Regions from separate parts of the Homo sapiens genome. Here region 2 is linked to region 1. Evidence: chromatin loops called from intact Hi-C (ENCODE). Cell type or tissue: mammary epithelial cell. All regions are shown on one strand. Each heading gives the region's core, and the rest is flanking DNA. Links, peaks and the distances in the headings are about the cores only.

Evidence for each region. Hi-C counts contacts between places; a loop is a spot of excess contacts. Peaks named below come from ENCODE experiments on the same cell type or tissue, not always from the same donor. Only the 100,000 strongest peaks of a DNase experiment are listed, where the experiment ranks them.
Region 2: it touches region 1 in a loop (11-fold over the local background); 3 of 110 quality-filtered maps call a loop at or near these places.

The regions. Positions count from the first base shown.
Region 1 is chr3:7,135,832-7,151,329 of GRCh38, forward strand. It overlaps GRM7 (glutamate metabotropic receptor 7), which reads left to right. Exons shown (of 10, transcript NM_000844.4): 2 at 10,621-10,837. Among named protein-coding and RNA genes, the nearest start is that of GRM7-AS2, 250 kb to the left of the region's middle. In mammary epithelial cell, for the core only: a CTCF peak has its summit at 9,079; no DNase peak of the experiment used is centred there.
Region 2 is chr3:5,297,268-5,312,765 of GRCh38, forward strand. It overlaps the pseudogene LOC124906205. Among named protein-coding and RNA genes, the nearest start is that of MIR4790, 55 kb to the left of the region's middle. In mammary epithelial cell, for the core only: a CTCF peak has its summit at 8,298 (motif pointing right); no DNase peak of the experiment used is centred there.

The sequences.
Region 1 (15,498 bases), core at 4,109-12,108:
ATGTAAATATTTAGAAATTTATTTTTATGAGAACTAAGCTTGCAGTGGAGCAGTGGTGGAAATTTGGATTTTTAAACATTTCTATTAATGTTTTCTAGAAGACATCTGTACTTGAGTCTTCAGTGACAATTATTGACAGTAAGATGATGCCTAAGGGAGTATGTTTCCAAGCCTAGGAGATCCTTCTGCCTAGTAGCAGTTTACTATGTAATAATTATGGGATAAAATTAAACTTGACTCAATCTTGTCAACATTTAGAAAGTGAAAGTGCGTCATACATGCATAATATTTCTTTTTTTATTAGAAATGACATATAATTATTTTCTCTGGATTTAATATATTATTTTTATTCATTTTTTTTTTCTATTTTAACTTGGCAGTAGTAATGTTAACATCAAGTAAAATGAGGACCCAAGACCATAAACACTGTATTTGCTATGTGGGCCTGGCAGCCTGGTTCCTGAGGGGAGAGGAGTTAAGGAAAAGGCAGGGCAGAAACTGCCTCTTTAAAATGACAAATCCTAGTTATGTCTGGCAAAGTTTGAATCCTGAGGCATCATAGTTTATGTTGCCTAGGTTGTCAGGAACTAAGGCCTAAGAAAAAAAAACAAAAACAGAGTGAGCAGCTTCCTAAATGACTTCCTTGGTCTCTTTACCTTTGATCTTCCATCCAAATGATAGCTTTCTTTCTCCTACATTCCCCAAAAAAGTATGCCGAGGAAAAGAAAAGGTGAGAAAAAGTATTTGCCCTGGAGCCTAAAGCAGCCCATCAGAGACCTACCCAGGACAAGAAAAACTCCCAAATACTGTGAGTGTCTCTGGCCACACCAACTTTGTGGATGAGGAGCAGGTCAAAGAAATCTGTTCTCTTAGCTTATTCCATTTTATCCATTTCCTGGCATGCCCATTTCTTCAATGAATACTGATCCGTTCCTATGCTGTTCCCAATAGAGTGGTATCCAATGGGGAAACAATGATGAGCAAGGTCTTTTTCTTCCATAAGGGTAAATACTCTCAAGGAATGGGGAGAAGAATAAACAGATAATGATACAGATAATTGTTTAATTAGAACTGTGGCACTTGTTACCAAAGAAAACTACCATGTTCCAGAAGAACCCATCAATTGACCTTCCTCTAAATTCACTGTGCTTTCTGGGGCAAACATTGTAGAGGTTAGGGCAGAGCCTTGAGCACCTTTTAGTGATTAATGTGTGCTGTTTATTGGATATAACTTAACTTTTGATCATTCTTTCAGTCAACCAAAATAATTCAACCACCACAATACATTTTATTGATGAGATATGAATATTTATGTCTCAAAGGTATATATAGGTTGTATATGATATGTTATTTATGTGTCCATTTTAACTATTCTTGAAATTGTTTTTTCCCCTAGCATTGTTTCTCCTAGAGTTACAGGAATTCTTAGAACCATAAATTTGCATAAATATTTTAAAGGTAAAATTAGAAACCGAGAATTGGGCACTTTTTTTCTATCTTGAAAGTAAGATCTGAATTTGGGAAAAATTACATCTGATGACTTGAAAGAGTATGATTTTTATTGCTGTTTTTATTCCCTGTTTGCTTGTTTATTTTTAACAATGGCCAGGAAAGTTGACTTCAACATAAAATTTATATGATAATTTTGAGGCATGAGAATTGCTCTCAAACCTTGATTACTTGAAATGAGTTTTCTGTCTTGTCATCAGTGTCACCTGACTAGTGCCTTGAGAGAAATAATTGGAGAGATTGAGAAGATTTGAGTTGAGAAAAAAACTTGGGGGAGAGAGATGCTTTCACAGCTAGTTGGAGACCCACATAGAGAAGTGGAATTAGTTTGGCATCTAACTGTGAAAGGCAGAAAAAGCAGAGAGGATTATGGACATGCAGGTGGTGGTGGCCCAATATTTGGAGTGGTGCAATTCAGGACCAGAAAAACCCACATAATGTCTTCTCTTCATTGGAACGTCATTAAGAAGGAGTGTGAATGCCATATAGACTCCTGGAGAAATAAATACATGCCATTTTAGCTAATAAGTCAAATTACTGTCAGTTCATTCAAACTGAGAAATAACATAGTAACTTGAAGACAACACATCAGAGAAGACTGAGCTTCTTTAAGAAATGTAAATGTAAATATTTTATACATTAATAGTGAATTTCGTAAGACATCCAAGTGCATGAGATAATATCTATGTAGTGGTAGAAGTAAAAATATTCCTGTGTTTCTATAGATATAATTTTATATAAAAATGCATAAAAGTGATAATGACATGCCAGTAAATATTTTTTGTTCTTAAAACACTGGCTATTCACTTGGCTATCTACTCAAAAACAAAAAACAAAATCAAAGTCCTAGCCCATAACAGATAATATATATTAAGTAGATCCTAGATGCATTAAAATGTTTAAAGATCAGTTATGCAAATATATAATCATAAACTGTAGGTGACAATATGCCCAATCAACAAGACGTTAGACCCTTTTTATCACTGAGAGCTAAGAAGCTATAGATGTGGTAGATCTTCTATAGATAAAGTAGATCAGAAGAAAATGTTTTTGTATATCAAAGATACCATGAATAATACTAATAGTTACATATTCCTCTTTCACATTAAAATAAATACATAATCACTTTATAGGCATACTGGTAGACATGAAAAGAAGGTTCTTTGTACTTTATTTAAGCAAAGAAGAGTGAGAAGTTAAAATATTAAATAAATAATGGATTTGGTAGTATGAATATATTGTCGTGTTCATTAATGTGTTACAGCATGTGGGAAAAAAACAGACACATTTGCAAATGACTAAAGATTGAAAAATACTGGCATAAAGTTTAGTTTTTTTTCACAATTTCTTTAAATCAGCAAAAGGAAAATTAATTTAGATATACATTACATTATTAGTAAACTGTAAATATATGTTACCATATATCTATATGGTAAGCCTTCATTTATAAAAGCAATGGAGACATTTATTAAATTCAGTGAAAGAAATCACAGGAAGTGCAGAATAGATTCCTAAGATGTGTTCTGTTGTTTGTACACATTTAGACTTAGCTGCTCATTAAGACCCAAAAAGATATTAAAGGCATACAATGACAAGTGTAGGCACATTATAGATAATTAACTACTACTGTTAAGTTTGACCAAAATTTCACCTTTACTATATTTTTTTAGTTTTTCTATATTACTATATATAGTATATATCCTACTTTATAATATATAGTACATTATATAATATTATATAATGTACTATATTATACTCTATAATATAATATACTATATATTATACTATATAGATACTATATGAACCTCTTAAAGGATTAAAGGCTATAGGTATTTGATTTTCTTAATTGGTAAAGAGAGAAAGAAAGAACACCACAGAGATTTGGACGTTTTGTCATATTTTCTTTTTACGGTACTGAACACCTCAAAGATGCTGGAAATAGTTGGTTCTACAATGATATTAGAATGATCACAACATCTAGCATAACACAGCAACACACAGCATTCAGAATTTGTAAATTAATCTGAAGCATCAATATAAAAATGAAAAACTTAGTTTTAATTACTGCTTAAAGTTATTTAGTTAGAGAAGCAAAAAGGTCTGTAGCATTCTAAAAAGTACTGATTTAAAAAATGCCTAGGGGAAATTTTGATTTTGTAGAGGAGACACCTTGGATGTTTGGAAATGTATTGCACATATGAGAGCGTGAATTCATGCATAGATCTTTTCTCTGAAAGAATGGAATACCTTATAATAAATTATCTTCAAGGAAATAAATACATTTTCTTCTCCAAACAGGATTCTAGATCAATGTATAGTTTAGAGTGATATGTCGATACAGCTGATTATAAAGATACTTTCATAGGTGATGAGTCAGCAGAGGTTTAGAAAAGAAAAACTCCTTGATATTGGCCTTGGCAATGATTTTTTTGAACATCACACTGAAAGCTCAGGCTACAAAAGCAAAAATAAATAAATGAGGCTTCATCAAACTAAAAAGTTTCTGTATAGCAAAGAAAACAATCAATGATGTAAAGAGACACCTAAATACAAGAAAATATTTGGAAACCAGTATCTGATAAGGAGATAATATCCAAAATATACAAAGAATTCACACAAATCAAAATCAGGAAAACAACTCAATTAAAAAATGGGGAAAAGATCTGAATATACATTTCTTCAAAGGAGACCTACAAATGGCCAACAGGTACATGGAAAGGTGCACAACAGCAAGGAAATGCAAATCAAGACCACAATGTGATATTGCCCCACATCTGTTATGGTGGCTATAATCAAAAAGACAAAATATAAGAAGCATTGGTGAGGATGTGTAGAGAAGGTCCCCCTTGAATAGGTGATAAAAGGTTTTGGATGTCTCATCTTTCTCATGAGAGAGAGTGAGAAGTTATAAGACTAAAGGTAGGTAGTATGTCAGAAAAAACATGAAGTGGTTGAGTATTCCAAGTAAGGGGAGAGAAAGGCTTAACCAGGATCACACAATGCAGGAGGAAAAACATGTTATAAAGGAAGGGAAAAAAATGAATTGTAAGCCATTCTAACCAGAATGATGTTTTCTTAAAGGGGAATTGTAGCACAGGGCTTACGAGTAAAGGATTTAGAGATGTGCTTAAAGTGAATTCCAGATTTGCCACTTACTTATACGTAACCTTCAAAGTGGTTCTTGATCTCTCTGTGTCATAGGTTCTTTATTTGTAAAAACAGAAATTGTGTTAATGTGCTGTTGTGAGGATTAAAATAAAATAATGTATTACAGCTCTTAGCATGATGTTTCACACATGGGAAGACACTAAATTATAATTTATAATATTATCATTATTTTGTTATTGTTCATAGAATAGCTTTACCTGGATATCCTGAGGAAGTACGGTTCTGTGTCTCAAGTAAAAATAAGAGCATCCTATATCAATAGCAAATATAAAGAAAATGCTTTCAAGAAATGTGGTGGTAGATGGTGACACAGAGACTGTGTAAGGGTCCCCACGGTATTTTTGAAGCAAGTCATAAACTTATATAGAGAGGGAGACTTTGGGCCATATGATCTAGGAGTTCCCTTTCAATTCTAAAAGTGTCCTTCTAAATCTAAAGAAATGTCCTACAAGTTCTAGCTAAGACTTTATATTGACAAAATAAAAATTTAAAGATAAGCTTCTTAATTTAACTATATATTTGTTTCAAGATAAGAAATTAGAATGATACTAGTTGGTTTTTAATTGCTCACTGTTCAGAAATAACAAAAGGGAAAGGAATTTTTCCTATTATCACTCTTGTTTTTCTGGAAACTCTAGCTGAAGTAATTAGAAAACTAACTGAATCATTATAACTTGCTTACATGGAAATCCCAAGAAAATAAACTAAAAGCTATTACAACTAAAAAGAATTATAACAAGGGTAGAAGACAAAAAGAAAATCTACAGAAATTAATAGATTCCTATATGGCAGCAATAAAGAGATAACAAAATGAATATTTTGTCTCATACATAATGCAATGAAAATAATTATTTAGAAACAAAGTTAAGGAATGTGCAAGGTTTACATGGAGACAATTATAAGATTTTAGGAAGAGCAAGAATGAACAACCAAATAGATAAAAGTAGATAATTTCCCATGCGGGAAGATAAAATGTTGTAAATATTTAAATTCTACCCAAATTTATTTATAGCTATACTATGATTCTCATTAAAATCTTAATGGAATTTTATTGTTAACCTAAAAATAATTATCCTAAGGCTAATAAGGAAAATTAAAAACGTGATTATCCATGATCATGTTTAAAAGGACAGCTATGAAGAGGGAGTATGCTACAACTAAGATAGCCTCAAAATACTCTAAGCTCATAACAGCTAAAATAGTAAAACACTGGCCCAAGACTTGAAAAAAAAAATCAAATAGTAGAAGATACACCCTGAAGACCTAAGGATGTTTAAGAATTTAATATAGAACAAAAGATGTTCTTTTCTGTCATTAAAGAATTATTAATTAATAAATGGTGCTAAATCAAGTAGTTAACCATTTGGAAGGAAAAAAGTATAGATTACTGTTCTTTTGTATTTAAAAGTCCAAAGTAATTTCCATGTAGGGAAAGATTTAAATGTAAACCTCAAATATTTTTGTTACTTTGAGGTAGAGCGACTTAAACATTATTGTGAGGAAATACTCATGAGTATGTATAAAGGCTTGCATTAGCTCTGAGGATTTTGTTTTGACTTATAATGACAGTGAAAACTTGAAAAGGTTTAAATATTTAACAATGAATGTTAGGCTTAGGTTAGGTCAAATATTCATACAGCAGAATATTATGCAACCAGAAAGAAAGAGAGAAAAGAAGGGAGGATGGAAGGAAGGGAAGGGGAGACTAAGACCCATATTTTAATAATAAATAATATTTATAAGCTCATAGCAATAATTAATAACTATATATGTGTAGTAGTCTGCTTTCACACTGCTATAAAGAACTGCTTGAGACTGGGTAACTTATAAAGGAAAGAGCTATAATTGACTCACAGTTCAGCATGGCTGGGGAGGCCTCAGGAAACTTACAATCATGGTGGAAGGCGAAGGGGAAGCAGGGCACCTTCTTCACAAGGCGGCAGGAAGAAGTGACAAGCAAAGGAGGAAGAGCGCCTTATAAAATCATCAGGTCTTGTGAGAACTCAATCACTATCACAAGAAGAGGGTGAGGGAAACTGCTCTCATGATCCAATTGCCTCCACTTGGTCTCTGGAGATGTGGAAATTACGGGGATTATGTAGATTATAGTTCTTGATGCAATTTGGGTGGGGATACAAAGCCTAACCATATCAGTATCTGTGCATAACCAAATATACACACAAAGGCAATAAGAAGGTACAACAAAATGTTGACAGGGATCAAGGTATTAAAATTAACCTGTTTTCTTGTGTTTGTTTCTCTACATTTTTATAAATAGCATATGTTGTTAATTTTCATTAAAACGCATACACTTATTTTAAATAGGTTATAGATGTTTTTAAATCCTATTTGAAACTCATTAACAAAACCATTCCTGTGCAATAGCCAAATTTTTATGAGGAGAAAAGAATAATAAGATGACAATATGGTCCTGTGATACAGATTAAAAATATTTTAGTTTTCTAAGTTCAAGAAAAAAGGCCTAAGAAGAGATGGAATCTCTCTTTTTATATAGCTGCAGTGTTATCACACTAAATTGCCTTTATCAAAAGATCAAGTCTCCATTTCCAAAGAAGACTGGCAAGAGAGAAAAGGTCCAATAGCAGCAAGAGAAAGTATATCTAGATATTTGAGTGAAAATGGAAGTTAATTGCTAAAGATGCCTAATTATCATTTGATCAGTTGTAGGTACCAGTAGTAGCACGCAAAATAATAACTATGTAGGCTTTAACATTAACTTGAAAGCAAGTAACTAAACATGAAGCATAATAGCCAGGACAATAAGCAACATCATTTTTCACAGGTTACATAAATTCTTCCAGTCCTTCACCTCTATTGCTACAAGGGATATCCTTATAAAGCCGTATTTTTATCTCAGAATAAAATCCTTTTTGTCTTTCATTCCTTATTCTTGCATCATTATATTCATAGTGTCAAAATAAGTACCATTGGATAGAGGGTATACACATGATCCTAAAGAGAAATATGGGTCTTAAGCCAGGAGATATTCCTTATTTACACCGGAAGGGATAGACCACAGATAGTAACCATTTTCAAAGGGTGCACAGTAATGAGGAAAGAAATCTGTTTCCTCAGGATTTTCATTACTAAAATATGGGGCATGGTGTAGAAAATGCATTGCATTGGGGCACTTCACAATTCTGATGTTTTACAGTAGCTACATAAATGCAAATTCAAGGAGAGGGCTGGATGTATCTTTATTAGCACCCTTTCAAAGGTACAGAGGGATTTTGGCAGGAAAGGCATCTGCGCAACAGCATGAAGCTTTTACATTTCCACAAGTTGAAATTGATGGAAATGCATTGACATGTTTGGCTTCTTTCCTTTTCATTTCTTGTGAGGGAAAGCCTCTCTCTCTTTCTCCCTCTTTTCCTCCCTCTTCTATTTTTCTGTCCAAAGCCTTTATTCAGTTGATATTTTTGTTACCTAAAACTTATAATCTCCAAACTACAATCGACACGTAGGTAACTCATTCTATAAAGATATTTGTATGGGCTTTACTGAGGCGCTTATATAAGGTGTTTGAACAGCAGTCTGAGAGTGACCAGTAAAATAACTTTTAGTGGCTATGTAGTCAGTGATGTGAACAGAAGTCAGCCTGGATTCCATTAATCTACTGGCCTTCCTTTTTAATGCTTATTTAAAAAATATTTTAGTAATAATTCAGCAAAGCATCGTACTTGTGAGTGTTTATAGCTTTGTGACCTGAGGCAAGGTAATATTCTTCCAAGCCTCAATTTTCTCCCTTGTAAAACAAGTTAATAATACTATAATATAGTCTAATGTAATATTGTACAGTCCGGTTCAGAGTATTTGCTGACAATTAGATAAGGCAATGCATATAAAACTTTTAGAACATGACTGGTACAAAATAAAGAGTTGGATAAACAGTACATATTACTTTGAAAGCAGTAATGAAAGGAATATGTAAAAACATTTTATTGCCATAGGACAGTGTGGAGAATGTTCGTGATGACGTGCAGCAGAGGACTTGAAAGTCAAATGTGGGGAATCGATAACTTTAGTAAGGAAAAACATACCATTCTTTATTTTCGATGATTATTACTCCCATGTATTAAGCACTCCTCTGTTCCAGGCATCGTGCAAAGCAATGCACATTCATTTTCCCTGTTTCTCAGAACTTGATCTTAGTGATGTAACCAACTCATTCAAGTGAAATAGCTTCATCAAATTAAACACTAGCAAACAGAAATGCCAGACTCTGATCCTACATCTTGTCAATACCAAATCCTATTTTACTTGCATTAAACCTCACTATAATTGACAAGTTGCTCAGGTAGAAGGACCCATCAGGAGACATGCAGGCTTTCTCACACTGGCTTTGAATTAAGTCAGGGGCAGAAAGCCTGCCCTCCAATGGTCATAGAGCAGAAGTGCATCGTGGACAGGCTGCATGGAAAATGGTGGGTCGTCTGATTTCAGGGCCACAGGACTTAACTCTAATGCTGACCTAGAAATGTTGGTGGAGAAATGATTTTTACGGAGGCGATAACTAGCCTTAAACTATGGCAAATGGGTATACTTTAGGCAAACTACAAAGGAAGGAAATAAATGGGTTAATAGTGAGTAGAGTTTTCAGGGCTCGAGGAATCAACTTGAGCGTGGCTTTACCATATTTGAGCTACACTGGACTTTTGGGCTTGGTCTGAGAAAAGATCAACTGGCCTTTGGACACCCGAGAAACCTTTTGTGATAAAGCAGGGATAAGACCTGGGAGAGTTTGTAAGCAGAATTTTGTCAGAGTTGATCATTCTTACGTGAAAATTAATTGTATCACTCATTTTCTATTGCTTGATAGAATCAAGACAAAGAAGGGAACAAATGTTACGGTGCTTTGAAGAGGTAACTAGCATAGGAGTTCTGAAGTTAGGGACTAAGCCAGATTTCTCATCTGTGATTACTTCAGGGCTGGCCTTAGGCTACCTGAAATCCCAGGCAGACATTTTTTTGCAGCTCTTTCCATGTATATAATTTAATTTAGCAAAGTAGATGTGTTAGGACTACTCACATAGCCCAATTTCCAATGATGCTAAGAAATAAATACTACAGCAGATGAGGGAGATAATGTGATTTTTTTTCAAGGGGCCTGTGGAGTCCTAAGATGATCCTTATAGGCAAAAGTTCTAGAGCTCTTCAGGACATTTGGTGAATGCCATGTGGGGTAGAGGTCAGAGGGTTCCCTGAAGGGAAAAGATAGAAATCAGAGGCCCTTGTGGCCTCCACTCAGACAGTACTGCCAGCTCTCTCCCAGAATCCAAAAGAGAATTTGGAAAATTTTGAGGAAAGCCTGTCAATGTGCAAAGACCACTAGAGTAAATGCCAAGGGGGTGGGGAATTTCTCTTCCCTGGGGCAAAGGGTATTACAGAGCTACTTTAAAATGTTCTTGTGAAGAATAAATTAGATAATGCTTGTGACTTACTTAGCTATTTCCTTGGAGACTATCCACAATCAATCGATGTTAGATGGCTAATGATATCCACCCAGTATTCACAAGCTGTGCTAACTAAACCAATCTTTATATACACTCCAGCCAGGTTGTTGTATTTTTATTTCTATTGGTTTATAAGTAGTAAAGCATGATTCACCATGTTTGGTAGAATGGTCATAAATCTTTTTCTTCTAAACAACCATGACCCTGACCTTGGAATTCCCATGCTAACCTCCTTCCCTTATTCCTAAGACAAGGAAATAAAAAGGCAAGACGCTGAAGTCAATACTTTTGTGCTGCGAAGAAGTAGATGGTTGCATTTAGGTGGTCTAAAATTACATGGTGGTGTTTGGCAAAACATGTATCTCCTTTGCAGCTCAAACCCTGTATTTTAAGTAAACTGTCATAAGTATAAATGAGTCTCTTACATCCTGACGGTGCACTCTCACGTGGTGCTTTCTTGTCTTTGCAGATCCCCCAGATTAGTTATGCATCAACGGCACCCGAGCTAAGTGATGACCGGCGCTATGACTTCTTCTCTCGCGTGGTGCCACCCGATTCCTTCCAAGCCCAGGCCATGGTAGACATTGTAAAGGCCCTAGGCTGGAATTATGTGTCTACCCTCGCATCGGAAGGAAGTTATGGAGAGAAAGGTGTGGAGTCCTTCACGCAGATTTCCAAAGAGGCAGGTAGGATGAGATTGCTCTGATCAAGCTGGCTCTCTTCAAACGTCTGTGGCTTGTAGAGTTCTCTTCAAACTTCATTAAATAAACACTACAGACTCTTACATTCCCAGAGTCCTGTGAAGTACACCTGTGATGTCTTCATCTGTATGACTTTGTTGTTTTTGGAGAGATTTTTGAAGTTGTGAAACTGAGATCCCTTGAGTACTAATAGAATAAATGAAGAAAAAAAAATATGTACTAAAGTTAATATCTTACTTCTGCCTAATGGGTAATAGGATAGATTCTAGCCTGTGTATGAAAACGTGGGAAAATGTGGCTGGATGTACCTCCCCATGAAGACTCTTCCTCTCTGCCTCTCTCCAAAATGGAGAGAATAATTTAGAATTACGTGAATGCAATCACTGTGCCAACTTTGATTTGAAGAATACCTGGAATTCCTCTGAATGACTTGGCCAAAACAAAATTAAATAAATTATCCAGGCAGTAGAATGTATTTAGACAAACAGTCTTTCAAACTTGAGATTATTTTGAGAGAGTTCTCTTCAGCAGCCCTTGGAGAGGATTCTCTTACGTTTGTTTATTTAGCTCAGATTGGAAGTAATGGGTTCAAATGTTTGGCCAGCTGTCTTCCAGTGGGCAGATTTTGAAAAATGAGACAAAATTCTTACACTTAGAAATTCTGACAATAAGTATTCAGGTTTCCCCATATGGATGTATTGGATATGGTAAATACATACCAATATGCATGCTTAGATATTCCCACACTCTTCTTATGTTGAAATGGGTGCTCAGTGTTGTTTGTAAGCATTTCATGCAATTTAAAGTGTTATTTACCAGAACAGTTTACTGACCATAAAAGCAAACAAACAAGCAAAGCAATAGAAAGAGAGCTCCATGTTATGAGGAAAGATGTCATAAATTGTGAAGATACAGCTTTGAGTATTTGACGGTCAGACTACAGATATACTCAGAAATAAAGCGCTTCCGGATACGGATGATGCTAGAAGAGAGAAACTAGGACTTGTTTATAAATCTCATGTTTTTAATTCACTGCATCATTAGCTGTAATTTCAAAACTTCACAGGAGATCTGTGAAGATCTGTGAGATTCTTATTCTCTTCCTTCTGACTTAACAAAGCTGACTAAATAGCTTCTAATCATTGTCAAGTCTCGCTCTAACCACTATTTCTGGGTTAAAATGCAACACTCGGAAAAACTTCCTTTGTTTTGTTGGCTTGGTCTTAAACTTCTAGTGTCTTCTCCCACAGCGCCTATCACAGGTTAGTATAATTTCCTATTTGTTTGTTTTTCTATCTAATCTTCATGACTATAGGAGACCATGTCTGTCTCATTTTCTACTATGGCCCCAGGTGCTACATTCCTAAAGGAAAAATTTAGGCTACAATTCAGTTAGAAACTTTCTGATTAGGAAAGAAATCTTAACTCTGGCCTTGTGGCAGGCTGTGATTTATAGGACTCATTAACTATTGACTTCATAAATCCCCAAAGAGGTATCTAATCATTTTTGATGACTATGTTTTTCTTTCTTTCTTTGTTTTTCTGAATCCTGCCTTGATCAAACTAAGGCTGGAGGCTGACTTAGAAACATATCAAAAATTTCAGGATAGAATTGAATAGATAAAATAAGATGAAAAGAACATATGGGTAAAATAGTAAGATAAAGCTTAGAGACAAAGGGCAGATGCCAGTTTGCACTATATCATTGTTAAAAGTGAGCCTCAAATTTAACACTGAACTTTAAACTGGATGAAGCAAAGGAAGAACACTGCCCATTCTGTTACAGGATTTACAGTGTTCATGAGGTCAAAATCATGTTGATTATTCTGTAAAGTGCAGCTTTCCTTGCCTTGGGATCAAGATAAATGTTTGCTCTGGGTCTTTATAAAAAACTATATTCTATAGACAGGTCAATGGTGACTTTCACATGGTTGTTTATTCCTGGTGTCATTTGATGGAAACTTAAAACATTAATATCTGAGTTTGCTATTATATATAATGACTCTTCAAAAAGGAGATGCTCTTATAATATGATCTGAACTCCCCAGCTCATATTTTTAGCCAATCCTACATTGAAAAGCCCCAGCTAAAAAATAAGGATTCCGTCAGTGGCAGCCATTTTGGATGAAATCTTTCCATCCTAGAGCCTTTCCCCTTGAGGACGGGAGTAGCTAAAAAGCCAGCTGGTGCTGCAGAAATGCAAGGAAACAGTGAATGTTTAGGTGATGTCTTGAAAATTAATACCTCTTCAAGGTATTAATAATAAGTAGTATGGTATTTGGCATGTATTTATAATAAGTATTTAATAAGTATTCTTCTTTTATACATATTATAGTATTTGGCATGTATTTATAATAAGTATTTAATAAGTATCCTTCTTTTATACATATTATGGTATCTGGTACGTATTTATAACAAAATGCATTGGAACTATATCACATGTGCAAGTGATTTAGTTGCATGAACTTATGTGATTAGCAAACACCCCTTCTTTTCAATTAGAAGAAAGGAAGAAAGAAAGATTATTAGCTTAAATGGTGTGGAGTAAGTCTACTCAGTTTTGGTATGGCCTAGAGAAAACATGAAATTCATTCAGTGAGTTTTATTTCTGTGGGCCTCTCATAAGGCGCGCATCTTGCTGCTGCAAAGGTGATTCTGGTATTTAAAGACACACATCCCATGACCTCTAAAAAGAATCCATCTCCTTCCTCTGATGTTCAATTGAAGAAATAATCATATATTCTCATTCCAAAACAATAAGAAAATAAAAGAAAAATTTATCTATTGGAATTTCTGGGCATATACATGGTTAGGGAATTCTCCAAGGTAATTTTATGTGTTCACTTTTTTCTTTACCTGCAGGCTCGAAAAAGTCACCCTCACAAAAGATACAAACCCAATGTGTATGGGTAGGTGAGGCGATATGGCACAAAAATAAATAAGCACACTGGTTATGCTGTCAGAAAGACCTGGATTTGAATGATGGACTCCATCACTCTCTTATTTTAACAATTTTGACACATGCTTTAACTTTTCAAGCCTAAACTTCCTCATAGAAAGAATGAAATTAATGATTTCTGCTTCACCAGATTGGTAGAATGTATAAGATGGTGCATGGGGAAGCATTTAATACCCAACAATATCTGATTACATTGAATCACAATGGCTCCCTATAAATAAGTAGAGTTACTGTTTGAGTCTGAAAACTTTGAAAATAACTTGAGTAATAGATGTTATCTGCCTTGAGTTGTAACTAGAGGGTTATTTTTTAAGCTGTTTCTATTCTTATTAACATGCTGTCATGATGTAAGATGGATATGAAGAAAAGGAAGTGAGCTATTTGCATTGTCCTATGTATGTAGAATATGTGTATGTGTATACATATATGTGTGTGTGTGTGTGTGAGAGAGAGAGAGAGCAAGAAAGAGAGAGGGGGGTGCATAGACTCAATGGCATTGTTTCAGTGTACTGCTGGCAGGTTGGAAGGATTTACTTCCATTGTTTCTGAACAGTTTGACTTTGAAGGTTGTGATTCTTTTCCTCTATAAATGGCCTCACCCTTTTAAAATGCTTTAGCTTCAAAATTTACTTTAGACTTAAATCCTGAGGCAGAGGCTACTTATAAACCAGAGCCTAAAGCATCTCCACCATGCTCACCGTCACAGTGCACCGATAAGCGCCTCTTCATTATTTACTGATAGAACGAACCAAGACAATGATGTCAGAGAAAATAAGCCATCCTTTAACAGAGGCCATGTAATTGTTTAAAACATGGAAGTCTAAGCACATTTTCACTAAACTGTCAAAGACAACCTCAATACTTATTCTTTCAAGTAGAGTCCGGCAGATTTAAATATGTGTGGATACTTTTCCTTGTTGAACTTTCAAAGAGAACTGTAACATGATTTTCTCAGACGATGAGGTTTTGTAAAACAGTTATATTTGCATAAATTGCCCTGTTTATTTGAATGAATGCACATGCAATAGCAACAAAGGCAATTTATTTCTTAATATTGCAGGGAAGGAAAGAAAATCCACTCTCTATGTGCTTTAAAATTCAGGTCAGCAAAAATGACCTAAATTAGACATTTAAAACTCCTTTATCAAAGTGAGGGTCAAGGTAAATGTTTATGATAGCATGTGGCACTAATAAATTCCAGATCCTTTTAACCAAATCTGATTCAAGCACTATAAGACTAAGGACTACATATATGACTCTTACAGTCCATCAGACTATTTCCAGGAAAATCTCATGAATACTGCTTGACAATATAGCACAAATAGTAACAACTGTTACTGCTATGCTACCATCATACATGTCGACTTCTCAAAACCTAAAAGATCTATCCATTTGATATTTTACAGTGATCACTTAACATAGTTGTATTTCAATTGTTCTTATAAAGTAATTATTATTATTCAGATAAACTCTAGAATTTATTTTTAATTAATACTTTATCATAGCCTAGCATATTTTTTTCCTAAAATACTTAGAGGAAGATTTGATTAACTGTTATTAACTGTTATTCAGCCTTCAGTTTTTTAGACCTCAAGCTCTACTAAAAATACAAAAATTAACCTGGCATGGTGGCATGCACCTGTAATCCCAGCTACTGGCGAGGCTGAGGCGGGAGAACTGCTTGAAC
Region 2 (15,498 bases), core at 3,703-11,702, 1.8 Mb before region 1:
AGTCATGTGCTACTCATTTTTTTCATGCTATTTTAATTTCAGTCTCACAGTTCAAGGTCAATATTCTCTCCCTATTTTATAGACATGGAAACCAAGGCTGAGAGATGTGAAGTGACTTGCCAAAGCCACAGAGCTCAGAAAGAATATCTCTCATTCAAGCCCAGCTCTGTGTAATCCAAAGTTCAAGTTCAACTACAAGTTTATTCATTAGAAATATTTATATTAAAACAATTTTTGTTTTTTGTTTTTTGAGATAGTCTTGCTCTGTCGCCCAGGCTGGAGTGCAGTGGTGTAAACTTGGCTCACTGCAACCTCCATCCCCCAGGTTCAAGGGATTCTCATGTCTCAGCCTCCCGGGTAGCTGGAATTACATGTGTGCCCACCTCGGCTTCCCAAAGTGCTGGGATTACAGGTGTCAGCCACCATGCTGCCCAGCCTTGATTCTTTTTAAAGGGATTCGTTACCATTAATTGAAGTATTTTGTATTTAAAATAGGATTTAAATTAAACCAAAGGCCCTGAGCTGATAACTCACTTCAGTATTATGTTCCAGTTTAACCACCTTTTGAGGAAGGGAAATGGAGAAGATACTGGGACTGGAATAAGGGCTAGCTGCAATGAAAATAATAAGATGCAGCAACACTACTTCCTGATTTGGATAAAGAAGAGCTGGAGTAAAGAGAGAGCTGTTTTATTTCAGCTCCAGAGGGAAAACCCTAGTGTGTATTATAGGAGAGAGCTGGAGGGAGTGGGAAGAACCTTCTGGCTGCTGCTCAGATGTGTGCTGGAACTACAAAGTAGGGATTTTCCTTTGATGAACTCAAACTGCTTAGAAAGGTGAAAAGTTCACTTGTAAATGAGACTTGGTAGTGCAAACCAGGAGCAAAGAGAAGGAGCTCTCGTGTTCTTGAAGCTATCTTCAAGCCTCCAGTGATGTGTAGGGGTCTGAGGTTCCCACTCTGGGCTGTGGATCAGGGTGAGTTAAAAGGAATGTTTTAATGAAAGAGCAAGAGCATAAAGAAAACTTACCAACATATACGTTAGAGTATATTAACTTTGGAGTTGCTTTATAAATAGTAGTTGAATAGATGCTTCATCAAAATTTGATGCATGTATGAAATGTATATTTGAATATGCATTTGAATATATATACATATATCTATATCCATTTAATTGCATGTCAAAGCAGATGGACTTAACAAAGAGCTAACATGTAATCTCATGTCCTAAATAAGAGGTGAGCTTTGATGTCATGTCTGTGGTAGATTACCACTACCTGGTAATAGACTATTTAAGTTATAGGATTAGTTGCAAAGACAAAGAAAATCTCGCTCAAGTGCTATAACTGAACACTCAAAATGAGGAAGTAGAAGTCTAGGTAGTGATGATTCATAAGTGAAAAGAAACGATCTCTGTTCTCTTGCTATTTAGAAGCCACTTTTGTCATTCAAAGAGCTCTCAAGCTCCATCAGTTCATACATATCATATGCTTAGGGCTGGTCACGATTCTGCCAACACTGCAACCTCTGTACCTACCTTTCTATCTTTTCTTATGATTCCTATTCTCCCTTTATTCTCTATCACATTTATCATAGAGCATAAAGAAAATAGAATTTTCACAACTTTTTGGTTAGGTCCTAGATAAATCAGCTGGGCTTTTTCCCCCCATGGATGATTGACAATTCTGATGTAATACAGAATAAAGGGAGCTCTGAAGACCAAAGTCTATGGTCTTCACTGCATCTCAATTCCCAACGATTCTTATCATATGCTAACTTCTACATTTTTAGTTTTAGGAATTTTAGTGTTCTGGGACAGGATGTTTTAATTCTAAATATATTCCCTGAGCCATAAAACCCAGCAAGAACAGCATAAGTACTCAAGCTAAAATGTGTGAATAATAACCTAACCAAATCAATAATTTAAGGCCAGTGCAGATGTGTGAAGTTACATGTGTTCCTGACAACTTTGTTACTCTGTGTTTCTACTGATTTTGCTTTTCTGCTTCCAAGTCTAGTGAAATGCGTTTGCAATATAGAGACATCAAAGGCCTGATGAGTGAGCTGGTGGTGCTGATCAGCGGAAAGATCAAAGCAAGCAGGTCTGTAGAGGGATTAGGGATATTATCACGGCAGAGGTTCAGTGATAAAATCAACCTGACAGGGTAGAACCTTGGTTTTTGGAATAAGGCTGGCCTATAAGGTCTGAGGGGGATTAGCAGAAAGAAGAGCTTCATGCTGAATCTTGTGATGGCTTGAACTAGGAATTAAAAAATTCCCCTGGTCAAGGAAATGTTGTAGGACTTTCTCCTTAGTTCAGCTAAAAGTCGGGTTCTTGTCACATGGCCATGAGAGATTAGGCTCTCAGACAATTTGAAGGGTGAGAAAAATGGAATTTATTGGTGAAAAGGAAAAAAAAAGGGAAACAGGGACTTTCAGCAAAGCAAGAGTCCTGCTAGCTGGTTTCCATCTGACAGATTGAATCCCAGTTTCCATCCCCAACAAGAGAGGCCAGGCTCCTTCCCGCTGCAAAGGGTGTGAACTTCTGTGGCTCCACCCTGTTCTCCTGGTGTGTAGGCTGGTCGGAGTTTCTCTGGGGACCCCTTTAGACTTGGCTGTCTCAGAAAGAATGGGCTTCAGATTTTAGGAGTAGCCTAAGCCAAGCCTAAGCAAGCCAAGGAGAGAGACCCCAGGAGAAACTAACCCTGCTGATGCCTTGATCTTGGACAATCTATCCTCCAGAATAGTGAGGAAATAAATACATTTCTGTTGTTTAAGCCACGCAGTCTGTGGTATTTTGTTGTCATAGCCCTAGGAAAACTGAGGCTTCTCATGATGAATAAGTGACCCCATTCATGGGAAGGTCTGGGATACCAGGGCAGGAGCCAGGCAGATCCTGATTGTGCCACAAAAGAGAATGTGGGGGATGAGACTATTTCTAGGCAACATTTCAGGTTCAGAGCAATCATTGCATTTTGAGATTTTTGGGAAAGGTTACTGTGTCAGGAGGTCCCCAAGACCACTCTCAGTTTTGTTGATTTGCTAGGAAGACTCATAGGACTTGGCATACAATTGTACTCACAGCTAAGATTTATTTTGGTGAAAGGATAGGAAGCAGCATCAGTGTGAGGAAAAGATGCATGGAGTGAGGGCTGTAGGGGGCCAGGCATCAGCTGCCGAGAGTCCTCTCCCAGTGGAGTCTTACAGGCCATACTTAATTTCTCCAGTACTGAATTGTGACAATGCACGTAAAACATTGTCTATCAGGGAAGCTCACCAGAGACTCGGTGAGCTTTTTATAGGGGACTGGTCATGGGTAGCTGAGAACATACCAAAATTCCAGGCTCCCAGAAGGAAAGGAGGTGTTCAGCATATACCACATTGTTTGTACACACCATTTATATTTAGGCACAATGAGCCACTCTGATCAGGTAGGGGATGGTGGGAACCTTCCTGAAATCCAAGTTCCTACACAGACACTAGGTAAGGGCTGACTTTATAAGCGGGTCTTCCTAAGGAGAGCAGTCTCAGAGCTGCTATATTAAACTCTTCTGCGCAGTCACCTAAGTGATAATTCTGTCAAAGCCTGGGATGGCTGCCTCTTGTGTACAGCGAGAGTCTGGCAGAGGTGAGGGAATCTTAATTTGGGTGTTTGCGAAAAAGGCATGGAGATAATTTCTGCCTCAGGCTCCCTGATAAATGAGAACCCCAGGGATTCTGAATGTAGTGGCCCCAGATTACATGTCTTCCTGGAGTACTAGGCCATGCTGTTCTGTTCGGTGTCACTGATTATCCTCCAGGAAGATTGTCTACCATGGACCACATTCTTACAGGCTATAGAGGAGAGTTTTCCAACTTCACTGGGGTGAGGACCATTGAGTTCCCCCATCACTCCCTGCTCCGCACACTCCTACCTTTGCTCTTTTTTTTTTTCTTTTGAGACAAGGTCCGGCTCTGTCGCCCAGGCTGGAGTGCAGTAGTGTGATCTTGGCTCACTGCAGCCTCAACCTCTCAGGCTCATGCGATCTTCCCACCTCAGCCTCCCAAGTAGCTGGGACTACAGGCGTGCACCATCATATCTGGCTAATTTTTGTATTTTTTGTAGAGACAGGTTTTGCCATGTTGCCCAGGCCGGTCTTGAACTCCTGAGTTCAAGTGATCCACCTGCCTCAGCCTCCCAAAGTGTTGGGATTACAGGCATGGGCCATTGTACCCGACCATCTTTGCTTTTGAGCTCTTAAAGGCAGGACCCATGTCAGATTCATTCTCAAAATCTCTAAGAGTTCTAGAACAGGACTTGCACATAGTAAACAGTATGTGCTTAATAAACATTTACTGAATCACACAGAGGTGTTGTCATGTATCAACCACAGGGTCTCACTCAGAGACACTGGTAGACTTAAAACCTTGTGCCTAAAGACCCGGATCTTCTTACCAATTTAAGACTGTGAAGGAGAGAAAACTCCCTGCAGAGTCTGAAATTAAAATGTAAGCAAGTGAAGCTAAAAATAAACAGCAACGTGGGATTCCTCAATTCCGACAGGCTGTGACAGCACCAAGTGTCATGCGGCTCTGAGTGATGAACAAGAGGAATAAATTTAGAAGGCTTAATGAGGGGGGATTCTATAACTGCTTGAAAAGCCTAAGCCACCAAATGGAATGAAATTTTCCTAGACAGGAGTGCGATATTCCCTGCCCCCACCCCTGACGTCTCTGGGCAATGTGACACACTTTCTAACCTCCTGAATACAATCAGGTCACCCATCCCAGAGAGAGTGGGGTCTAGTGAGAAGGAAGCACAGTCTCTGGCCCTAAACCCAGAGTGGCTGCTGGGAATGCCCCATCCCCGGGAGTTCTTTTTACAGGACATAGAGTCATCATCACAGGATATTAGCAATGGAATCAGCCTTTGAGTCATTAATGGTTTTCAGAATCTTTGAGCTTCAAAGACTTCACAAAATGTTATGCAGAAGGGCAAGATAGAAGGATAAAAAGTAGAACTGCTGTGATTGAAGTGGAGGCAGCAGATTGGCTTCCCATCCCTCCACCTTCCCTACCTTATATCTGTGGAACCCCTGGGTTCCTGAAGAGCAGGACTGCTGTGTGGCGTTGTGCAGTTTCTGCACATGGACAGTGTATACATTTGTCTCAGAGCACAGCTTGAAACAATTGATATAATTTAATCTTCTTATTTATGAGTAAGGAAATTCAGGCCTGAAGTGAAGCAACTTGCACAACGTCAATAAATTAGTATCAGAGGTGGGATTTGGATGTAGGATTAGTGACTCCCAATTCATTGCTATTTTAGACACTTCTTGATATCTAGGGTCTCGCTAGCCCACCCGTGCAAAAACAGCCTTAGAGCAGAAATCATGCGTCAGGGTGGAATGTCCATCTTGCTTCAGAGAAGAAACAAAATAGAAAACATCTTCATGGTCCAGGTGTGCTTTCAGAGGTGCCAGCTTGGGTGCACAACCAGGTCATCATCAGCCTGTCCTTTAGGCATTGGTAGTGAATGAAAAGCTGAGAAACTCTCCCACTCCCAGGGCCGTGGCTTTCCAATAAAGATAACACTGATAAAAGACTACCCGCATGACTTGAACTATGGCTTTGACTGTGACTACAACTTTGTCTATGACTAAGATTAGGACTATTACCCCCACCAAGTACCTATCAGAGATTCTTGTTACATTACCCACCAAAATGTAGGATCCAAGAGAGCAGGGTCTTTGCCAATTTTGCTCTTCATTGTATCTCCAGGCTCGCATACATAGTTGGTGCTGAATAAATATTGGGGATTCTTTTGGGCTGTATTATATTCCCCCAAATTCATATGTTGAAGTATTAACCCCCGGTGCCTCAGAATGTTTCTGTGTTTGGAGTTAGGGCCTTTGAAGAGATAATTAAGGTGAAATGAAGTAATATGGGTGGTCCCTAATGCAATATGACTGGTATCCTTATAAGAAAAGATTCGCACACAGCCACAGAGGTAAGACCTTGGAAAGACAAAGAGAAGAGGGCCATCTGCAAGCAAAGGAGAGAGACCTCAGGAGAAACTAACCCTGCTGACGCCTTGGTCTTGGACAATCTATCCTCCAGAATTGTGAGGAAATAAATACACTTCTGTTTAAGCCACGCAGTCTGTGGTATTTTGTTATCGTAGCCCTAGGAAAACTAACACAGGGATTAAGCAAAGCATCCCTAGCTAGGTGTGCTGTTTCTGAGTTTGGAGCTCTACCCGCTGTTTGAAATGACACATTTGATATTCCTGTACAAGGAAAGATGAGGGATAAAGACTTACTCATTCAAATGATTTTCAGTGGTTACTGTTTCAAGGTTACCTTTAAGTCATGAGAATTTCTTCTGTTTTGTAGGACGAAATCCAAACGGGCTGTAATCTTTAATCACGTCTTTCTGCCTGTTCCCCAAACTTTTGTTGTTAAAATGTTTGGAAGTTTTTTGGTCTCCTTATTTTAATTTTTACAAAGCAGATGAAGAAGTGAGAAGCATAGGTAATAACAAAACTATAAAACTAATTAACACCTCAGATTATAATGAGAAGGGGTTGACAGAATGTCTCTTTTTAACAAAACCTATGAATATTAAGGGTTTCGCTGCTGTCAGTATTTTCCTAGAAGAAGCAGGTCCTTCCTTCTGTATCCAAGCCCCAAAATAAAAAGTATCCTTAATGTGTTCATAAATTACAAAAACAGAGTTATATGGGAAACCACACTCTTGTCAAACCACCTTGGGGAAATAATTAGGGATATTGGTACTGTTTGTTTCTGGCCGGCATTTTGCTTGAACAAATGAACCTACTGTTAAGGCTGAAGGAGGGGATGGGGGCAGGGGTACCAGCAGTGAAAAATCTATCGTAAGATATAGACTCTCCAAGAGCACTTACACTTCAGACATCACGAATCTCCTTGTGATACTTAGAGCTTCAGAGTCAAGGAGATCTGACTATATGACCTAGGGCAGGTCACTTGACTTTCCTGAGCCTCAATTTCCCCATCCCAAAACATGTGTAATATAACTTATACCTCAGAGAATTGTTTTGGGAGAAATAAATGAGATGAACTTAGTACAGGAAGTTAAGAACTTAAAAAAGGGAGTGGTTTTATGGCTATGAAGTAGACTTCGGTCAGTTCTTAAATATTTCCAGGATGTGGAATTTGCTAGATTCAACTTTCCTTTGGCTCAGGAGACAAAAACAAAAAAAAACAAAAACAAAAAAAACAAAAACAAAAAAAACAAACAAAAAAAAAACAACCAGTCAAGTGGGAGTGAGATGACTTTAATTCTAGGCTCAGGTCTGTTATTTACTAGTCACATGTCCTTTGACAAGTCACTTAGTTTATCTGAGCCTCAGTTTGTTCAATTAAACCCAGGGATGCAGGGTGGCAGGGTGGCATGCTCTCCTAATTGCTGTGAGGATGAAATGAGAGAACGTAAAAGGGGTGCATTGTAACCTGTAAAGTGTTATGCCAATTTACAGTATTACTATAGACCTTGGGGCTGTGCAGAACAAGCCTTAGCACAGTTATTTTCAAGTCTGTCTGAATTTGGATCTAGGAAAACGAACGTCCTCCTTTTGTCCTGGACAAATGTGGATGTTAATGACCCCCAAGTGTTTTCTATGAAAACCAGTGCCCCGTGACAAGTTGCAAGGCATTCCTAGGGGAAAAGAATTTCTGGCCAAATAACTTTGGCAAACACACTGTACTCTTTGTCCCCTTAGAGACTGACAAGGCTTAGAGTGTATTAAAAGGTCGTGCATTGACGAAATCCGTGTTCCTTAAATGTATTTGTCCTCAGAACCTTCTTCGTAAAATACTGGTTCACTTCTTGCAGAACAGGATTTTGGAAATGCCGCCAACCACTGAGATATTTGGAGGCTTTGCAATGTTCCAAGTCTTCTCTTCTCCTGGCTAAATATTATCCATTCCTATAACTATGTGCTCCCTGGTCTTGAGTCTTTTTTACCATCTTGATCATTCTTTTTCACATGTCTCATGCATCTCTATTTGCCTTTGTCTGCCATGTCCTTGAGCATGATTTCTAGGTGTGGCCCAATGATTAGACTAGACAAGGATAGACACTCTAGGACTCTTGGCTTCCTGTAGGAAAAGGGGTTTGGAAGTGGTGGAGGGTCATACAGGTCACTTCTGGTCTCTCTTTCCCTGTTCTCAACAGACAGATCTCCCCCAAATCTCACTGCCCCATGAGTATGCGGTTGCCCATCTTCGAACTTCAGAAGAGTTTACTGGGCAGAGAAGCAACAGTGTCTGGAAAAGAACGGCCCCTAGAGGGCAACATGGTCACACGAAAAGACGCTTGGTCTCCCAGGATTTTTCTGGGTGCTTAAACCTATCCAGATGCTACTCTGAGGAAGTGCTGTACTCTTTCAGTTTATTTCTGTATTTACCAAATGTCTTAGGAAATAGTCAAAATGTCAACTGGAGCATAAAAGGCAAACACCAAGGAAAGTTGGGAGTCCCACAGGAAGGACTCAGCCATCGTCTCAAAGAGGATAGGGCCTGAAGTCAGTCACTCGCCTGGGGCAGTGCTTGTGGCTATTGTGTCTTCCCTGCTACTGTGATTCTGCTTCTGGTTTAGGGCTTCAGTTATTGGGAAAGATATTCATATTTATTCTGAGCTGGAGCAAACTTCCTTAAGAGTGATGCATACACTAATGTTCCTGGGCATTAGAATTTGATTCGAATTTTCATGAAAAGGGAAGGTTGACATTTTATTTAAATCAGTAATAAACTGTTGTATGTTACAATATAATCAATATCCACAATTATCCTAATGGTTTAGAGCGAAGGTTTGGCCAGGGTTGAGTCACAATCTGGCATATGCTGCTTCCCAGCAGGGTGAACCTGGCCGTGCGATTTGAGCTTCTTCAACTTCATAGAGAGTTGTTCTTCAACTCTCTATGAGGAAGCATGGTCTGCCTTAAAGGCTGGTTGTGAGGATTAAATATAATGTCAAATGTAAAACATCGTGTAGAACAGTGGTTCTCAAAGTGTAGTCACTGGACCAGCTGATCAGCATCAGCATCACCTAGTAACACCTTAGAAAGGCAAATTCTTACAATAGGAGGGGGAGAAAAAAAAAGAAATGCAGATTCTCAGGTCCCACCCCAGATCTACTGAATCAGTAACTCTGGGGGGTTGGGCCTAGCAATCTGTGTGTGTATGTGTGTGTGTGTGTGTGTGTGTGTGTGTGTTGTTGTTTTTTTTTTTTTTTGAGACGCAGCCTCGCTCTGTCGCCCAGATTGGAGCGCAGTGGCGCAATCTCAGCTCACTGCAACCTCCACCTCCCAGATTCAAGCGATTCTTGTGCCTCAGCCTCCCGAGTAGCTGGGATTATAGGCACACACCACCGTGTCCGGCTAATTTTTTGTATTTTTAGCGTACACGGGGTTTTACCATGGTGCCCAGGCTGGTCTCGAACTCCTGACCTCAGGCAATCCACCTGCTTTGGCCTCCCAAAGTGCTAGGATTACAGGCGTGAGCCACTGCACCTGGCCAGCAATCTGTGTATTAATAAGCCCTCCCAGTGACTCTGAGGCATGCTAAAGTTTGAGAAATGCTGTCATATAGTCATTGGCTTATAGATGCTAAAGAATAATATTTATTATTATTGTTATTGTTATGAATTGTTACTGGGAGTCCAAAATATGCAGTCTCTACTTCTAAGAGGCCTAGATTCTTGTTGGAGGACCAAGATGTTGAATGTGAGATAGTCAAATAATCAGGGCCATTATTGACAAGAAAAGAAGTAGAACTTCTGAGGAAAGGGAAATAGGGGCCTGCAGGACTAATGTCACTCGTTGAAGCTTTGTGGTGGAGAAGGACTGAAGGAGGAGCAGCACTGTAAAGGTAGAGAGATAGTCAGGCACGGTAGCTCACGCCTGTAATATCAGCACTTTGGGAGGCTGAGGTGGATGGATTGCTTGAGCCTAGGAGTTCGAGACCAGCCTGGGCAATATGGCAAAAACACATCTCTACAAAAACAAAACAAAACAAAAATTAGCTGGGTGCAGTAGTGTACTCCTGTAGTCCCGGCTACTTGGGATTCTGAGAGGGGTGGATCACTTGAGCCTGGGAGGTCAAGGCTACTGTGAACTGTGATAATTGTATCATCCAGCCTGGGGAACAGAGCAAGACCCTGTCTCAAAAAAGACAGAAAGAAAGACAGAAAGAAAAGGCAGAGAGATGTTAGCAGGGCATTCTGGTTGAGGGAAATAGCAAGAGCAAAAGAACTATGGCTTAGAGGGGAGAATACTCAAGAAGTATTGAGATGTCAGCTAAGTCAACATGTCAGCTAAGTTCAACAAAAGTTTAACATTTCTGAGTATCTATTGCAGGCCAGATACTATGTTAGTACTGAGGACATGGACATCAGAAAGGCTCAGGCAACAAATTCCTAAAGGTGCTATGATTATGGAATAGAATAGCATCATCATCATCATGTTCTTCATTTTCATCATCATAAATACCATGTATTGAGGACTCACTATGTATCAGACACCGTTCTGAGCACTTTACATAAATCTGCTCATTTAATTCTAACAGTAACTTGATGGCATATGTATTATTATTATTCCTCCATTCCATACACGAAGAAACTGTGGCTTAGAAGGTTTAGATAGTCAAAAGTCATGCCAGGAATTAAGTGGAGGAGCTGGGAGCTGAGCCTAGTTCTGCCTGATTCTAAGGGGCTTTTAAATAAGTAGTCAATTCTTCTTGAAGGCTGGAGGGTTTGCAGGGCGCTGCCAAGAAGTCTCACTCCATATTGCATCGCTCCTTCTCCATGTCCCAGCCCTCCGTGCAGGTAGGCGAGGCCACATGATTACTACAGGCCGAAGAAGCATGACCTGAAGGGACACGCATCACTTCTGGGATCAGGCATTGAAAAACTTGTCCACAATTTTCCAGCCCCTTTCGTTGCAGTGTCAACCAAGTGGGCAGATTTGTGTTCTAGATGTGCCACGACGAGGTCACGGAACCTTTGCCGGCCAGAGTCCCTGAGTACATCTGTGATGCAGGGCACCCTGGGCATTTCTGCTGGATGTGTAGTTTAAGCAAGAAATATACCAAGTGAATAGGCTGTGATCTGAGGTTTATTTGCTACTGCAGCATAAGCCTAGTCTATGCTGACTAATACAGTTTGAAAAAGGGGATAAAGTTAGGTTTGTAGGGTAGAAAGAGTCCTCAATTTTGGCCTAAAATTTTTCCAGTGTAGTTTGCAGGCAAGTTGAACCATTGAAAGTTTCTTTGCACAAAGTGGAAATCCTTTTTTTTTTTTTCTTTTTGAGATGGCGTCTTGCCCTGTTGCCCAGGCTTGAGTGCGATGTTTCAGTCTCGGCTCACTGCAACCTCCACCTCCCAGGTTCAAGCAATTCTCCTGCCTCAGCCTCCTGAGTATCTGGGATTACAGGTGCGTGCCACCACACCCAGCTAATTTTTGTATTTAGTAGAGATGGGGTTTCGGGTTTTGTCATGTTGGCCAGGCTGGTCTTGAACTCCTGACCTCAGGTGATCCACTTGCCTCGGGCTCCCAAAGTGCTGGGATTACAGGCATGAGCCACTGCACCTGGATCAAAGTGTAAATCTTTGGGTCTCTTTTAGGAACTGAGTTAAAGGTAGGCACAGGGATGCAAAAATAGCATTTTTTTTTTTTTTAGACAACCCTGTTTAAAGATGTACTTTCCATTTATCTCCCAGAAACCAAGCCTTTCCAAGGTCCTGGAAAATCCAACAATTTGAGGTTAATTCTAAATTTTACTGGCTTCTTTAGATACATAGAATCAATACACACATACACCAAAACAAAAAAGAAACATTCTCTTCTGTGCTTGTGTGTCCTAATTTGCAGTCTGGGAAAATATGATTACCTTAGACCTGTTCTCCTGGCTGCCCCCAGGAATATCTTCAGAGTTCAGTTCCATGAGCAGCACTTGATCTTGAAATCTACATCCAGCCCTTTTTTCCTGCCTTTGGCAGATGAGCCATGACAGCGCTGCTCTCCGTGAGCCTGGCCACTGGCATGTGTGTGGTATACTTCATTTAGTTCCCCTGAAGAATATGCTGGGAGCTCTGTCAGACCTTTTAGATTCTTGGCATGATTTGGAGCTCAGCTGAGGTGGATAGGATTCCTAAGCCTGCTGAGTAATTCTTTGTTATTTATTTTTTGATGTCAAATTATAACAAGAACTACCAGGACCTCGAGGGAAACATCTTTGAACAGAACATAGCACCATGGTGGGTCTTTCCGCCAGATAAAAATTCAAGAGCCAATTGCCATGGGCAAGTGAAAGAGTGGGCAGAGGATGTATATATCTATAAACATTTGTGTAGAGATACAAACATATACTCATTTAGACGAGGATCTATCACCAGGAAAATCACATTTCAACAATGAGTATATTCACAAAGAAATTCAATGTAGAGCTAATAGTGGTTGTTTATTTACTTGGTTTTCATAAGGCCAAAGTTCATGGAGATATAAAATACTAAGAGGCAGTATATTCTTAAATAAATATTCCGCAGAAGAGTTCAAGGAGGGGCTGATCTCTTGTCTATTCTGTGTAAATTCTTGGCCCTAGCATTGGAAGGTCTGGAATAGCAGTGCCCAAAAAGGTATAGCATCAGATCTTAGACTGAGAGACCTTACACATGTTACTAAACACGAGTGGGCTTCAGTCTTCTTATCTGAGAAATGCAGATTTGGTCATTAATTCAACAAATATCTATGTGTCTTAACTCTTCTAAATGCTGGGGATACAGTCGGGGAATAAGATAAGATGATAAGTAGGGGAATAAGTAGGGGATACAGTAGGGGTTGTGCTCTCACATGAGGAAACCAATAAATGAAGCAGCTGATTATTGTTGATTGCTGGTGCTATGGGGGAAAAAAAGGTTGAAAATATAGAAAATGACTGAGGGGTACAGAGGTAATTTAGGTTGGACTTGAATGGCGAGACAAGACAGCCATATGAAGTTCTGGGAGTAGAGGGCAGCACATTATGAAGTCCCCAGGTCACAAATGAACTGGGAATGTGATGACCAGAAAGGAGCCAATGAGCCAGGGAGATGCAGAGGTGGGAGATGTGGAGGCAGGGATAGGCAAGCAGCAGATAATAGGGGGCCATGTAGAGCACAGGGGACGCTGTTTGGATTTTATTCCGAGTGCAATGGGAAGTCATGGTGGAAGGCTTTAAGCAGGGGAGTGACATGATCCAATGTGTTTTTTTAATTGTTGTTTGTTTGCGATAGGGTCTTGCTGGAGGCTGGAGTGCAGTGGTGTAATCATGGCTTACTGCAGCTTTGAACTCGCAGGCTCAAGTGATCCTCCTGCCTCAGCCTCCCAAGCAGCTGAGACTACAGCCATGCGCCATCATGTTTGGCTACTTTTTAATTTTTTTGTGAACACAGGGTGTCGCTATGTTGCCCAGGCTGGTCTTGAACTCCTGAGCTCAAGCAATCTGCTTTCCTTAGCAAATGCTGGGATTATAGGCAAGAGCCACTGCGCCTGGCCAATGTGCATTTTTAAAAGCCTTATTTGGGCTGCTATGTCAAAGATAGATGACTGAGAAGTCAAGAGTAGGAGCAGAGAGACAAGTTAGACAAGTTAGGAAACTCTTAAAGCATCTCTCAAGATTAAGTTTGCATCAGGGGAAGCAAAGGAATTTTAAAATGATGCATCTTAGTGTCTGGCTAAAATAAATCCCCTAAATACATAGCCCATCCCCTAACTGAAAACTGCTAGGGACCAAGAGAGTTCACTATTCAAGCTGCATATTCCATATATTGAATCAGAGGTGAATATAAAGTCATCAAAGCTCATTATTACTAACTATCTACACAATCATGGGGTAAAGAGTGACGATTTATTCCCTTAGGTATTGACGCTAGTCATGGTTTAGCCAGGAAACAAAAATTACTTGAATATTTAATATGGAAGGCCTTTCATGGAGACAATGGGATACATAGGCAATAAGGAGGCTGAGATGCGGGCCAGGTGCAGTGGCTCCAGCCTGTAATCCCAGCACTTGGGAGGCCAAGGCAGGCAGATCACTTGAGGCCAGGAGTTTGAAAGCAGCCTGGCCAACATGGCAAAACCCCATCTCTACTAAAAATACAAAAATTAGCCTAGCTTAGTGGCGGGCACCTGTAATCCCAGCTACTTCGGAGGCTGAGGCATGAGAATCACTTGAACTCGGGAAGTGAAGGCTGCAGTGAGCCGAGATCACACCACTGCACTCCAGCTTGGGCTGCAGAGCGAGAGTCTGTCTCCAAAAACAAGGAAAGGCTGAGATGCCAAGAAGCAAGGGACAGTGAGGCAACCAGAGATGAAAGTCATAGGAAGCCCCTACCATCCCGAGGCCAGAGGGACAAAGGGAGGAGAGAGTACAATTCAAGCCTGGGGGAACTGGAGTCGCCTGAGCAAGCTGGGTCATGGTGGCCCTGTCTAGAGTGAACTAACGGCGTGAAGGAAATACAATCACTGCCGGAGATGCCTGGGAAAAATGCCCCAGCTTCTCCCGCTTCCTGCTTTTCAGTCTTTTACCAGTGCCGCACATTGGCCAAACCCAGCAAGAAGCAAGCTGCAGTGGCAGCCTGGGAAGCATAGCCTGCAGTCCTGCTGGGATACAGAACAGAGCAGGGAAGCGGGAGCATGGACCCAAGGCAAACAGGCCCAGGACAGGACCTCACTCTACCTTCTGCCTCCAGATTTGAAAAGCAGGTGCTGCCACTTGGGGTTGGTGAAGAATGGACAGTGGAGGTGGCAAGATCGATTTATGAGATGGTAGGACTTCTTAAGTATTATTTCGTTTTATATAGTGCCTGCAGCTGAATCCATGTCAGGCATTCTTTGGCTCGATGTTTCAAAGCTGGGCAGGTAGTGATGCCTCTGTAGCAGGGAGTTCCAGCTGACTCTCAGCTTCACCACTGCTCAGGCTGGGGCATTTCTGGACATCCTGGATGAACCGGTGGGGCAGCCCCTACATAGGTATATTTTCAGGAAGGATCAAGGAGCTTAACGGAATAACATTGATCTTGAAGAAAGAGGGTTCCTGGTACAATGACATGGCTTTGATTGTTGGGAAGTGAGTTGGCATGCAGTTCTTGGTTTTTATAATTGAATCAGCTTCTAAGACCAGCCTCTCTGTGGTTTTGTTTTTGTGTATGTGGGGGTGTGTGTCCTGTGAGCTCTGACTCAATGGAGCTATTCCACTAAACTCTGTAATACCCTTGGCTGCCAGCATTTCTCTTTGGAACCGTTGGACAGCATGTGCCCTAAAGCAAGGAGAAAGGCCTTCCTCCTTCTGCATGGAAAGCAGTGTGACTCCTAGGCAGTGCGAAGTCTAGGGGCTAAAGCACTATCTTATTGCTTCAATAACTTCAAATATCAGTGGCAGTTATAAAGGTGGCTCAAGGGAGCAGTGCAGTACAATTTTGGTGGGATTCGAGCGAGAAGTCAAG